Linked DNA regions of Homo sapiens: region 2 is linked to region 1. Evidence: chromatin contacts called from ENCODE Hi-C data. All regions are on one chromosome and are shown on one strand. The core of a region is the stretch at or near the end of the contact, and the rest is flanking DNA. Distances in the headings are between cores, read along the strand shown. Region 1 holds the start of BPGM (bisphosphoglycerate mutase). Region 2 overlaps LOC105375523 (a long non-coding RNA gene).

Region 1 (7,077 bases), core at 766-3,265:
TTAAGCTTCAGTTTCTTTATCTGTACAACAAGGAGCTAGAGTTTAATTTCCAAAGCCCTGTCAAGTACTAAGTTTGTACAAGTCTAATATTCTTTGGAGTTCATCTTTGCCTTAAATGGATTTATGATCATCTTTGTGAACCACGACCTCGTTATTTAAAAATTCATAAGAGAGACAGCTCATCGAATAGACCAGGACACAGGGTTCAGGATATGATACTGTAACATAATTAAGTATGGAGAACAATCTTGCCATAGGGCAAAAGTAACTCCTGAAATTCTGTTAGCCTCTGTGCACATTTGTCTTACAAACATGCTTGCTCCTGATGAAAATCTGCTTTTTAATTCCTTCTAGACAGAATCACTGATATAAGCTTCCATCTTATATCAAAATGACTCATTCATAAGCCACATACTCTTGCGAATGATTCTAAAAGGCAAGTGATGTTTGATATTAAGGTTTTATGTGACAAGCTAGCATTCCATGGGTGTCCATAACAACAGTAAACTTAAATCCAATGAGTAGGCGCCCTTAAGTCCAGACTAAGTAGCCCTAAATGCCAAATGCCACAAGACTGTCACTTGGTAATGACTGTCATTAGCCTCCGGAGTATGGATGGTGGGCACTCTGAATAGGAGCTTTATTACACTGTAGAAGAAAAGCTTTCTCCTTACTTTGTCCTCAACTGATATTGAGAAAAAAGCAAGAGGGCAAATGTATAAGATTTGGAAGCTGCCCCTTCCAGCTGTTCTGGCCTGAACTCTAGTTAATCTTGTGCAAGTTAAATTCTAACTATCACTAGGTGAGACCTATCACCTGCTGGGACCTGTCAAGCCTCGGATTAGTGCCGTCCCGGAAGTAAAGTTCTGTTGATATCCCAGGAGGAACTGTCATGCTCTAACATGGATAAATGAGATACAGAACTGGCTACGATTAGGTCTTAATGAGTTCAATAAAGAGTGTGTCACAGAATTTCAAATGTGGAAAGATTATCTTTTCAACTGTATGTATAATTTATTCTGAGGACTTGCTTGCGTGTCACAAACCTAATGCATTTGTTAGGAGGATGAAACAGGAAAAACTCACAGGAGGACACGAAACACTACTTAGGATAGCTTCTAAGAAGGGAATCTCCCATAACATTCCTTATCTTTCCCGCCCACCCAAGAGTTCTGACACATATGCTTCAAAACCTCGTGTGGTAGTTCAAGCCTGCTTAGAAGCTTTTAAGGCCTCGTGCCAGGTTTCCGGTGTTTTCATAGATTTCTCTTGTTCAGTTATTGTCGCCTCCAAATTTGTCATTCTCTCATTCCACTCTAGCCTCCCTTCCTCTGTGCAATAAGCTTTTAGGGCATTCCATTAATCACTTTTCTTCCCCACCTAAAATACTGTCAGCAAACTGCCTAGGGGAATCCCTATAAAAGCGGTAAGAGAAAGTAAGGTTGCGTTACTGCCTATAAATTGGGCACTTTAAAGGCATTTGTTTTAATCACGACTTAAGACTTTCAACCACGAGTAATTTGTGCGAAAGGAGCTTCTTCTGGGAGGATACCTCGGCTTCGTCTTCAGGTTTCAATCCCTAAATTTCCCATAAGTAAAAGAAACATCACCTCCTCTCTTCCAAGAGTCCGCTGACACCTGTCTTCACCCGCAGGTGTTTCTTTTAAGACGTTAAACGCTTTCTAGAACCTCAAACAGCTAAGATGCTCCCCGCACCCGAGGTTTTGCACCAGCGACGCTCTAGGGTGTGTTTTTCTACTTCCCTAGGCCCAAGCCTGCCCGCTGGCGTCGAAGCCAACTCCTTACTGGTTCAGGTATGTGCTCGTCTCTAGAGTAAACCAATCAGAGCCCCACTTCTTACTCCTGGGATTTGGTAAACGGAAGAGACCTCTCCTGTTCCGGGAGTAGGCCGGGACCGTGGATGAGTGACAGTTCGACTTTCCAATAGGCAGAGCCCTAGGACCTGCCCACGTCTGGTTCAGGGGCTAGAAAAGAGCGTCGATGCCGGCGGCAGTGATGAGTCCTAGGAGGCGCTGGCTCTTTGGCGGCTCGGAGGAGCGGCTGCTGCTGCTGCTGCTGCTGCTGGTGGCCCCTTTGCAGGTGAGTGGCTTTGTTTTAGAAAATGTTGCGAACGTTTACATTTTTTAGTGATGTGATGTTTTATTTTTGGGTGCGGGGAAGGCCAGTTTCTTTACTTCCCCCGGTTTAGTCGTTGGTGGGAGTCTGGTGCCCACTCCAGCCCTCAAGCTGGGACCCTCACTTATCGCCCCGGTCCCTTTCCCTTGTCCCTATCTCAGAATGAGCCTCGCAGGCAGTCACCGTTCTGTCAACTGAGAGGAGGAGCCCGCTTTGGTAGTGCTGTCCTTATGGCAAGAATATATAGAAGTTGGAGGGAAGATAAACTCTCTTCTGGATGTCTGAGGTACTGTGTAGCAGAGCCCTTCCAATAGTAAGATCCCCTGGAAGGAAGCAGGGCGATGCCGCTGTATTTAGGGTTCTGGCAGACCTGGCCCTATCTATCATTTTGTGTAGTAGACAGAAAAACTCGAATGCGGTGAAAAGAGAAGGAGGTGAATATATGCAGTGTTTTCATGTAGGAATCTGGAGCCAAATCACAAGTTCTTAGAACCACTAGAAATAAAAACGTAAGTGTATTTTCCTCTTTTCTAAGGGACGAGCTGGTATTACACTAGAGAAGGTCAATGAAATGCATAATTGCAGTTAAGTTCACAGTTAAGCTTTAAAGAATAGTTGGTTGTTAGCTAACTTATAACTCTCATCCCCCTACTGCCTCCCTTGCAAATTACGGAAGATCTTTAGCTTGTGAGTGGTACTAGAATGTTAGCTGACTAAATGCAGACTCTTTCCAAGAAGGGGAAAAATCAAAAGCTAAGTTTCACCTGTAGGTACTAAAGGTTTTTTAATAGTGAAAGCAGAACTCATGTCAATTTGTCTTTTATTTTTTATTTTTTTTGAAACGGAGTCTCGCTCTGTCGCCCAGGCTGGAGCGACTGCAGTGGCTCGATCTCGGTTCACTGCAACCTCCGCCTACCGGGTTCAAGTGATTCTCCTGCCTCAGCCTCCCAAGTAGCTGGGATTACAAGCATAGGCCACCACGCCTGGCTGATTTTTGTATTTTTAGTAGAGACGGGGTTTCACCATGTTGGCCAGGGTGGTCTTGAACTCCTGACCTCAGGTGATCTGCCTGCCTCGGCCTCCCAAAGTGCTGGGATTACAGGCGTGAGCCACCGTGCCTGGCCTTGTCTTTTTTCTTTCTTTCTTTCTTTTGTTTTGGTTTTTTTTTTGTTTTGTTTTCAGACGGAGTTTCGCTTCTGTTGCCCAGGCTGGAGTGCAATGGCGCGATATTGGCTCACCGCAACCTCCGCCTCCTGGATTCAATCGATTCTCCTGCCTCAGCCTCCCGAGTAGCTGGGATTACAGGCATGCGCCCCCACGCCCAGCTAATTTTGTGTTTTTAGTAGAGACAGGATTTCACCATGTTGGCCAGGCTGGTCTCGAATTCCTGACCTCAGGTGATCTGCCTGCCTCGGCCTCCCAAAGTGCTGGGATTACAGGTGTGAGCTACCGCGCCCGGCCTTCTTTTTTTTTGAACTGCCTCCCGTGAGTCCAGGGAATAGCTCTTTCTTAGCCATCTTTGTATTCCAGTAGCACCTCATACACCGCAGATGCTCCCCAGTTGGTGGTGGACTTCAGAGAAGCATAATTCAAACAGTGTCATAGTGGAAGGAGCTCTGAGTTAGAAATCAAGAACATTGGCTTTAGTCCTGAAACTGTTACTATTTGTGTGATCTTAAACAAATCATTTCAACTGTGACTCTTAATTTTTGCATTTTTTTTTTGAGACAGGGTCTCGCTCTGTTGCCCAGGCTGGAGGGCAGTGGCGCAATCTCTGCTCACTGCAACCTCCACCTCTGCCTCCTGGGCTCAAGCGATCCTACCATCTCGATTTTTGCATCTTTAGAAAGCAGATGTTGCATTAAATTATATCTGAGATATAAACTCTGTATTTAAAGTCTGTTTTAAAGTAAAAATTATTAGTATACAAGCAGAATCTCATTGCAGTAAATTCTGTACCATCTATTAGCAAGTAAAAGTTCCCAGCTTCAAGGATATATTCTTGTTTTTTAATTTTTAATTTTTGTGGGTACCTAGTAGGTGTATATATTTATGGGTTACATGAGATATTTTGACATAGGCATGCAATGCATAATCACATCAGAGTACATAGGGTAGCTGTCACCAAAAGCATTTATCCTTTATGTTTCAAACAATCCAATTGTACTCTTTTAGTTATTTGAAAATTTACAATTAAATTGTTTTTTTTTTTACTATAGTCACCCTGTTGTGCTAGCAAATACTAGGTCTTATTGATCTTCCTATTTTTGTCCCCATTACAAGGATATACTCTTTTGTGTTCCTATTTAAACCAAACCAGATTATTGTAGAAAATTTGGAGCATACCGAAGTATAATGTGGCAGAAAAATGTCACTTAGAAGCAACTACTGTTAGTGTTTGGGTAGAGCTTTTAGTCTTTCTTCCTCTTTTGCCTGCTGTGGTTGGTTGAGATTAAGAGGCACATTTTAAGTAATGATTGATGCACCTAAATTCACCTGGCCTTCATCTTTGTGTGTCTGGGGCCTGAAGAACAGAGGTCACAAACGTGTTTGAACCGAATGGTTTCTTGAAACATCCTTGGAATGAAATCTGATATGAAAGATGTTTATATGGGTGGCAGGACAAAAAGTATTACTTAATAACAAAACCCTTCTGCTGAAACTTAGCCACAAATATGAGGAAAACATACTTTGTAAAATATAAATTAAATGTTAACCACTTCATTAAAGCATTTGGATTGCAGAATATTAGTACTTGGTAAGCTTCTGAGACTGTATCTTACCATCACCTTCTTCCATCCCACAATATTTGATTGCATTCCTCCTTCTACCACCTAATTTAAGCATTTCTCCTCTAATTCCTCCCTTCATTTTACTTTATTCCCAGCTTTCGCTTCTGCTCATATCATCGGCAAGGTAGGATTGCTTTGACGGGCCTGAGATCTGTGCCATTATTTATGAGTTAGTCAAAGTCTGCTCCATTCTACCTCTCACTTTTTGGTAGAGTGCTTCACCATAATCTCATTTAATCTTTCTGATAGCCCCCTGAGAACAGTAGTTTCATGATCCTCATCTTTATAGATATGGAACCTGAGGTTCAAAGAATTTAAATAAGTTAAGATCACATTGTCAGTCAGTAGCAGAGCTGGGCTCATATCTAGGTTGTTTTTACTTTAGACTTTTGGAATTTGGTGGACACAGTTTGTGTTGATAAAAGCTACTACCCTGGGGAAGACAATGACCAGAGATAGGAAGGAGGGGTCCGTCATGAGTGGGTGTTGTCCACAGTGGTGATGCCATGCAGGCTGGAACATGCAACATGCCCTGAGCAAATGCACATCTCATTACATATGTATATCTCTTCGCCATGAGTAGGGATCTGCCTGGTATGGTTGGTTATTCTTGTAACAAGCAATCAGTAGGAAATATTAGTAGATGTAAGATTGGGGAATGAGAGGGTTTTAGTGTCTGGAAAACACCTGTAAGTGGTAACATTTGCTCCTGTAAAATGATGTTCTTATAACTGCAAGTACAGATGAAAAAGTTTCTACAAAGCCTTAGGAAAAGTAATAGACCATGGAACACTTTTAGGTACAGTTGTGTTTGAACTTCTAATAGTGAACTTGATTTGGGGGAAGGCATAGTTTGTTAAGACATTAAAAGCCTTGGCCGAGCACGGTGGCTCACGCCTGTAATCCCAGCACTTTGGGAGGCCGAGGCGGGCAGATCACGAGGTCAGGAGATCAAGACCATCCTGGCTAACATGGTGAAACCCTGTCTCTACTAAAGATAACAAAAAAAATTAGCCGGGCGTGGTGACGGTCACCTGTGGTCCCCGCTACTCAGGAGGCTGAAGCAGGACAATGGCACGAACCTGGGAGGCGGAGCTTGCAGCGAGCCGAGATCACGCCACTGCACTCCAGCCTGGGCGACAGAGTGAGACTGCGTCTCAAAAGAAACATTAAAAGCCTTAAGGAACTGAGCCCCAGATTTCATTTCCCTTGAGACCTGTTCCTTTTTACTTTGTTAAAGACATGGTTCTTTTTCTCTGTCCTCAAATAATAGCCAGCCCATCTTCTATAAAGTTAGATTCCTCTTGCAGTGGGGGTTAAAAGTTGCTCAAAGCCACACAATAAGGGGTTTGGACCAAGGAAAACGTCATCTGAGTGTCTAGGGTAGCAACTGACTAATATTTAAATGTGAGCTTTGAATCTAAGTGACTCTGGTTCTATTTGTCTTATTTTATATAACTTCAACATTATATTGCTGATCAAATTTCTTGCTTAAACGTTGGAAATACAAGAAAAACTAGGTTTTTAAGTTGGACTTTACCCTGTAGTTTGTCCTATTTGTCCGTGAGTTGTACCACTAGGGTCTTAGGCATTATTAACTTTCAAACACGTGAGGAAGGGAGGAAGCAAAGTCCCAGGAGTGTCAGTTTGGAAGACAGGATGAGCCTCAGTTATGGGGAGTACTTATAACAGAGGAGCCTCAGTTATGGGAGAAATATAATGTGAAATTATATTTCACATAATTTCATATGTGGAATTATATAGTTTAATGAAGGAGTAGGAAGCAGCAGCAGATGATCATGCTACATTTGTTGAAAGTACTTAGGGATCTCAAAAATATTAAGAGGGGTAACCTTAGTAAATGCAGTGCCTTGCAAGTACATCACTCCCCTATCTACAGTCCCTGTCTTGCCAAAAAGAATGCTAATCTTGAATCATAATTTTATGTTTCAATTTTATGGTGGCATTATGGAAAGAATATTCTTTGCTTTATAGCTAACTTAGATGGAATTTCTATACATTTATAGTGAAAGATCTTTGAAAGTTATAAGTCACCTGCAAAGTATGTTCTTTGATTTGTTTATTGTCAAAGCAATTACATAGCACCTACTCCTGAGCAAGTATACATTCCCCTGAAGTGTGAGGCACT
Region 2 (7,291 bases), core at 3,491-5,990, 1.7 Mb after region 1:
ACTTCTCTAAAATAAGATATGATACTTAAAGCTTTGTAACAGCATATTTTAAAAAATGGATTGTAAAAAGCACTTTTCTACATGTTCTCTCATTGAATTCTCAGAACTGCTCTATCTCCATTTTAGAGTTAAGGAAGGTGAGATCAGTTAAGGCAAGAAACTCTCTGAGGGTAGAATTTGAACCTAGAATATCAGTTCTAGGACAGAGCTCTTTCTATAACACAAAACTGCTGCCATTTCTAGTATAATATTATCAGCTAATATTTGATTTAATTAATACTACCCAAAATATTTTATTTTAAATGCATTTATAATTTTCTGTGATATGTGTGAATTTTGATTTTAATTATGCTGCTTTTGTATCAAGATACTGATAGAAATCAGAAAAACATGGGTTTGTTTACCTGTATTTTTAACTTATGCAAAATTTTTTAATGACACTGCTACAAACTAACATGCTACAACTGTTTCTCCATTATATAAGATGGGGAGATTTTGCTTTTCATCTAGAGGTTTTCAAACATCCATATGTTGAGTATTTTAGCCCTAGCAGGCATATTATGCTGTTTATGAAGGCAGAAGGTCTGAAACAGGGCCAGGCATTTTTAAAGATGAATTTTATCAGAGAAACAAAAAGCTGTTGGTAATACTGGTCTTTGTTCCCCCTTTGTGGGCAAAGGAAACTCGCAAATCAAGAAGAAAGTTAATCATTCCTTCATAAACACTGAAACCACCTATGAAACCCTTTCAAAATTATCTAATTGAACTCAAACCAGCCATGTTCTTCCTCTGTTCCTCCTGGAAATTAAAGGGATAAAATATTGCACAGGAAGACAAGTTCCTAGTTTGTATGTTTTGCTGAAGGCAGCCACCCTCCTTGCTACTGCAGACCTATCATCTACCTTTTGGGTGTTTGCTGCATTCTATCCCAACAGTTTGCTGAGGCTGGCAATAACTATTAATTTCTAAGCAAATAACCCTTCCTTTGTGTGGCAAGTTTCTTACAGTAATTAAAAGCAAGGACCACATATTTGAACATTAAGGAAAAAAAAAACAGCAGATTTTTATGTGTTTCAAAGAACTTATATTAATATCAACTGGCTTCTCACCATCTATTGCAAGTTAAAATAATTAGACGTAACTCTTTGTAATACACATTTTCAGGGAGAATACAGGGCTAGGGGATCTCTTCTACGCTATTTTGTGTGGGTATACAACTGGCATAGACTCTTTGAAGGGTAGTTCAATAATTTATTTCAAAATGTTAAAAGCACCTATCCTTTCATTCAACAAATTCATATTTAAAATTTATGTCATGGATGCTATTATCCTTAGCAAACTATTAATACCACAGAAACAGAAAACCAAATCCTGCATGTTCTCACTTATAAGTGGGAGCTAAATGATGAGAACACAGGGACACAGAGAAGGGAACAACACACATTGAAGCCTATTGGAGGGTGGAGGGTGAGAGGAGCAAGAGGATCAGAAAAATAATTAATGAGTACTAGGCTTAATACCTGGGCGATGAAACAATCTGTACAGCAAAACCCCATGACACAAGTTTACCTATATAACAAACTTCCACTTGTACCCCAGATCTTAATATAAAAATTAAAAATGATTTTTTAAAAATGAATAAAATTTATGGATTTCTCACCTATGTACATAAAAATAAAAAAGAAGCAATCCAAATATCAATCAATAAAAATAGGTATATAAATTACGGAAAAATTGGGAAGACATATCGCTAAATGAGAAAAATCTAAATGAGAATATTATATATAGAATATTTCCAAAGTGCATGATATTTATGTGTATGTACGTGTATGTGTAGATATATGTGCATGTTGTACCAGTGAAAAGGCACCCTGGCATGACTAACTCCATTTTGCTCCTAACCCCTCATGGAGGTATCTTTCAGGTTAACTGCCTTTGCTTATCTCTGCATGTAGGCCAAGCTAACTACGAGAGGAACTTAGCTTGTTGTTTAAATGATAATAATCCCTTCCTAAAATGAGTCCCAAGGAGTTAAGGATGGTGTACACACAAGTAACAATGTTGTACTGAGGATCTGTGGGAGTGTTGTGACTCTCCAAAGATGGAGAGGTTTCCTGGCCTCCTCATACATTCACTGGCACCTAGATGTCTCCGGTCATCAGGTGCCTCCTGATCCCAAACCCCTCCTCTTCCCCCTGCCATTAACATAAAAAGGGCCTGAAATTTGTACTGATTTAAGATGGTTCTTTAGGACATTAGTCTGCCTTCTTCTCAGATGGCTCTGCAAAAAGTTACCTTCCTTGCTGCAACTCCTTGTCTCTTGACTTACTGGTTGCCATGCAGTAAGCAGAATAAGTTTGGATTCAGCTACAATATGTGTAGGAAATTTGTGATAAGATACTTAAAAATGTTTAACAGTAGTCACATCTGTAAGGTGAGAATGAGAAAAAAAATGCTGGTCTTTTTTTACTCTTTGCATTTTTCAAATAAATTCATGTACGACTTTTATGGTAAAAGATTATTTAAACTTTAAAGTACATTGAGAATCTTGAAGTAAGATGGCAGTAAGTGAATTATGTTTGATTTACTCTCTTCCATCTTTCTGTAAATCTATAGTCTGTACTTAAATATAAGAACTGAAACTATAAAAATCCTAGAAAAAAATCTAGGAAATATGATTCTGGACATAGGCCTTGACAAAGAATTTATGATTAACTTTTCAAAAGCAATTACAACAAAACCAAAAACTGACAAGTGGGGCCTAATTAAACTAAAGAGCTTCTGTACAGCAAAGGAAACTATCAACAGAGTAAGCAGAGAACCTGCAGAATGGAAGGAAATATTTGCAAACTACACATCTGACAAAGATCTAGTATCCAAAACAATACTAGATATTCTTAGTGTATCATTATACTTAGTTCATTCTTAATATAATGATCTTAATTCAACAAGCAAAGAACAAATAATCCCATTAAAAAGTAGGCAAAGGACATAAACAGACACTTCTCGAAAGAAGACCTACAAGTGGCCAAGAAACATGAAAAAATTCTCAACATCACTAATCATCAGAGGAATGCAAATCAAAACCACAATGAGAAACCATCTCACACCAATCAGAATGGCTATTATTAAAAAATCAAAAAATAGTAGATGTTGATGAGGCTGTGGAGAAAAGGGAATGTTTATACACTGTTGGTAGAACTGTAAATTAGTTCAGCCACTGTGGAAAGCAGTTTGGAGATTTCTCAAAAAACTTACAACAGAACTACCATTTGATCCAGCAATCCCATTACTGGGTATATACCCAGAGGAAAATAGATCATTCTACCAAAAAGTCACATGCGCTCATATGTTAACTGCAGCACTATTCACGATAACAAAGACACAGAATCAACTTAGGTGCCCAACGGTAGATTGGATAAAGAAAATGTGGTACATATACACCATTGAATACTACACACCCATAGAAAACAATGACATCATGTCCATTGCAGCAACATAGATGTAGCTGGAGGCCATTATTCTAAATGAATTAACACAGGAACAGAAAACCAACTACTGCATAGTCTCACTTAAAAGTGGGAGCTAAACGCTGAGTACTCGCAGACGTAAAGATGGGAACAATAGCCACTGGGGACTCCTGGAGGAGGGAAGGTGGCAAAGGTTGAAAAACTACCTATTGGGTACTAGGGACATGACCTGGGTGACAGATTCAGTCATATCCCAAACCTCAGAATCACACAATTTACCCATGTGTACATGTAACACTGAATCTAAAATAAAAATTGAAGTTAAAAAAAAGTAAATGGAAGCTTGCTTTAAAAAAATATTCTGCCAGAAGGGTTTCTTGGTAAAATAATTGAGAAATGTTCTATATTTTCTCTCCTACTAAATAGAAGATAATATAATACAATTTGGTAATTAAAGCCTCTGAGAAGTCCTTCTTCTATGGTAAAGAAATCCGATCCCTGCCACCCCCACACCTGAAAATCTATAGTCTATAGTAAAAGCTTATTTATTTATCTTCTTATTTTTAGAGACAGGGATGTTGCTGTGTTGCCCAGGCTGGCCTCATACTCCTGGGCTCAAGCAATCTTCCTGCCTCAGCCTCCTTAGTAGCTGGGACTGCGGGTGCACACCACTGCCCCCCTACTATTTATTTACCTTTAAACTTTAACTGCCTACTCTTTCCCCATCCTCCACTATACCACTTCCTTCACCCCCAAGACAGACTGGGTGACTCGTATTACGTGGTGAGATCCTCTTGTCACAGCTGTATAGATCAAGAATCACTTGACCAATAAGAAATTCTCCCTCTGGAATTTTGAACTAGAACTAGGGCATTTGTCAGTTTGGTCTCTCTTGAGCCCAGACACGTAGTTCCAAGATTGAAGTAATTGTTTTAAACATGCGCAAGGGAAGTAGAAAAAGGTGGTTTGCCTAGAGGGAAAAAAATGCCACAGATGACCCCAGAAACAGACATTGGCCATGGGGCTGAACAGAGGCTGAGGCAATTGCTTCCTTGAACTCGTTTGACCCATCTGTTTAGTCTCTTATGATGCCCACCTGTACTTCTTACCTTTGGATTAGTGAGTCTCCCACTAAAGCCTCATTGTGTTTTGTTTAAGCCAGGTAGAGTAGAATTTTTATTACTTGCTTCTGAAAGTACTCAGACTGATGGTGCCCATGGAGACACAGGAAGACCAAATCCCACAACAGTACTGGAAACCAGGTTACCCATATGCCGCATGTGGGAGACATTTCTACTTATTGCTATGAGAATGAGGAACTGAGAAACAGGTGCCTCAAACTGCTCCATCCTTGGGCAAGTTCAGAAGCAGGAAGGAAGAGATATGACATGCCAAAGTTAACTATCTGAATTTAAAGACACGAAAGCAACACCAAACAGAAATTTGGGCAGGCCCTCTGGACTGCTACTTTCCCAGCTTCCCCCACCTGATAGCAGTCCGTTCAGAAAATGCAGTTCGAGTATATAATTAACTGACCCAGGTGAGGGAGCAGGTGGTTGGGGCAGGGTAGGACATAAAATTATAAAACGAGTGATAATTGCCCAGGAGCAGAGAAAGGAAGTGGTATATGTAAGAAAATGTTGTTTTTCATTTATAGTCAAAGAAAAATAGTTGTGAACTGGTTTAAAAATTACAGGATACAAACTCGATTCCAGAAGATCAAAGAACTACCGCTATTCAACAAAGTTGCCCAAGATTAATTTCTAGTAGGTCCTGGTATTGAACTCAGTTATTCATAGCAACCTACCCTCCAGGTTCATATTTGGAAATGGAATCCAATTAACCTGTTAATACACTTGAGGAAAGAGAAGTTCTTCTACATACTTATATCAGGTATTGGCAAAAATGTATCTCCATAGATCTCTGTCTTCATTTAAAGATGAATAAACAAGGAAAAATCAGGTACTACCACCACCCCACAAAAAAAGGCAGTAAAACATAAAAAGAGAAAAAAGGGGAAAGTCTGAAAGTAAAACTCGTCCATTACCACAAAGAGAAAAAACAATAGAAAATAGGTACTTTATATTCTTGCAGAGCTAAAAGAACATTTTTTAAAATAACATAAGGATGGGTCACTATGAGGGGGAAGATGGAAGCAGTGAGTAGCAGAACACATAAAAAGGTAAGGAGAGGCCGGGTGTGGTGGCTCACACCTGTAATCCTAGCACTTTGGGAGGCCAAGGCAGGCGGATCACGAGGTCAGGAATTCGAGACCATCCTGGCCAACATGGTGAAACCCTGTCTCTACTAAAAATACAAAAATTAGCTGGACGTGGTGGTGGGCACCTGTAATCCCAGCTATTTGGGAGGCTGAGGCAGGAGAATCCCTTGAACCCAGGAGGCGGAGGCTGCAGTGAGCCGAGATCATGCTATTGCACTCCAGCTTGGGCGATAGGGTGAGACTCTGTCTCAAAAAACCAAACAAACAAAAACAAACAAAAAAACAAAGGTAAGGAGAGACTGCAAGGATGCAAAATGCCACAGTATGATTGAAATCCTGGGAGAGAGAGGAAAGAGCAGAAGTGACATCATAGGAAATTAGGCTAGTGATAAAATTTGCTTCTGATCTGGTGTAGACACCAGCCTGTGTGACCTGCTTTATTCATTACCTACTGATTGGCAATGACTGAATCTTCCTCCACAGCCTTTATTACTATGTTTTTCCTAATAAGACATCCTTTAAATCCTGAGTCTTCACTGATTTCTTCATAAGGCATTTTGTTGACTACAGACTCCTTACAATACTAGAAGAGAAGAATTAGGATGTTTCAACACAAACAAAAGGTAAATGTTTGAGGTGATGGATATCCCAGTTACCCTGATTTGATCATTACACGTTGTATATATGTATGAAATATCACATGTACCACCCAAATACGTACAGCTATTTTATATCAATAAAAAAGACATTTTGAACTTGACTACTGGGTGAAAGTTGCTACCACACTCTCTTCTCTCTGAACCCTAGGTATTTTCTCTTCTGTTTTCTCTGTGCACAATCAGCATTATTTTCTACGTGCTGTAGCAAAGAAAGAAGTATTTCCAAACTTCTTTGTTGAGAACATCTATGTTTTCTTTTTCTTTCTTTCTTTTTTTTTTGAGACAGTATTTCACTCTTGTCACCCAGGCTGGAGTGCAGTGGCACAATCTCGGCTCACTGAAACCTTTGCCCCTCCCCGGGTTCAAGCGATTCTCCTGCCTCAGCCTCCCGAGTAGCTAGAATTACAGGCACATGCCACACACCTGGCTAATTTTTTGTGGTTTTATTAGAGACGGGGTTTTGCAGTGTTGGCCAGGCTCGTCTGGAACTCCTGACCTCAAAAAATCACCTTTGTTTTAAATGCAAAGTGAAAATGCCTTGTTAACTTGAGCATCAACACAGGTGTTGTGGCTTATCCTCTGAAACATCAAGTGCATCCTATTCCTCCAGACAGTAATAGCAGCTGCCGTTCCTCACTTCATGTCTAATGTCAATTGGGTTACATAATTTTCAACAAAAAGGATATAAAATAATCATTGTTTGGTAAAAAATGTAAATAATTACATTAAAAACCATAGAAAATCAACTGAGAAAACTTTTCATGCTAATAAGAAATTTTAGTAAAGTGATCCAATACAAATAGAAAAGAAATATAAATATAAAACCCAGTAATTGTGTAGGAATATATATATATATTTCCATATATAATGGAAAATATAACAGTATATATATATATAGTCTATTGTATTAGTAAGTCATAATTATAAGGTTATAGGAAGAA

The links. Hi-C counts contacts between places; a loop is a spot of excess contacts on that map. Pooled maps may share reads with other maps.
Region 2: a map of OCI-LY7 shows a loop between it and region 1 (5-fold over the local background). The contact joins the enhancer-like site here to the promoter of BPGM in region 1. A Hi-C loop is called at or near these places in 1 of 168 maps with a recorded cell type or tissue (OCI-LY7), 1 of 37 single-sample maps with no recorded cell type and 2 of 50 pooled maps.

What each region holds. Positions count from the first base shown.
Region 1 is chr7:134,644,838-134,651,914 of GRCh38, forward strand. BPGM (bisphosphoglycerate mutase) reads left to right here and starts at 2,016. Exons shown (of 3, transcript NM_001724.5): 1 at 2,016-2,100. The region is part of intron 1 of LOC124901750 (a long non-coding RNA gene); the gene reads right to left. RefSeq lists enhancers at 1,993-2,142, 2,243-2,352 and a silencer at 5,360-5,654.
Region 2 is chr7:136,354,756-136,362,046 of GRCh38, forward strand. All of the region lies in intron 4 of LOC105375523 (a long non-coding RNA gene), which reads left to right. Among named protein-coding and RNA genes, the nearest start is that of MTPN, 380 kb to the left of the region's middle. RefSeq lists an enhancer at 4,913-5,012. Within about 2 kb of position 4,741, at least 2 of the 41 ENCODE cell types and tissues checked have a DNase peak (open chromatin) inside an H3K27ac peak, as active enhancers do; they include OCI-LY7, where a contact is called at or near this core.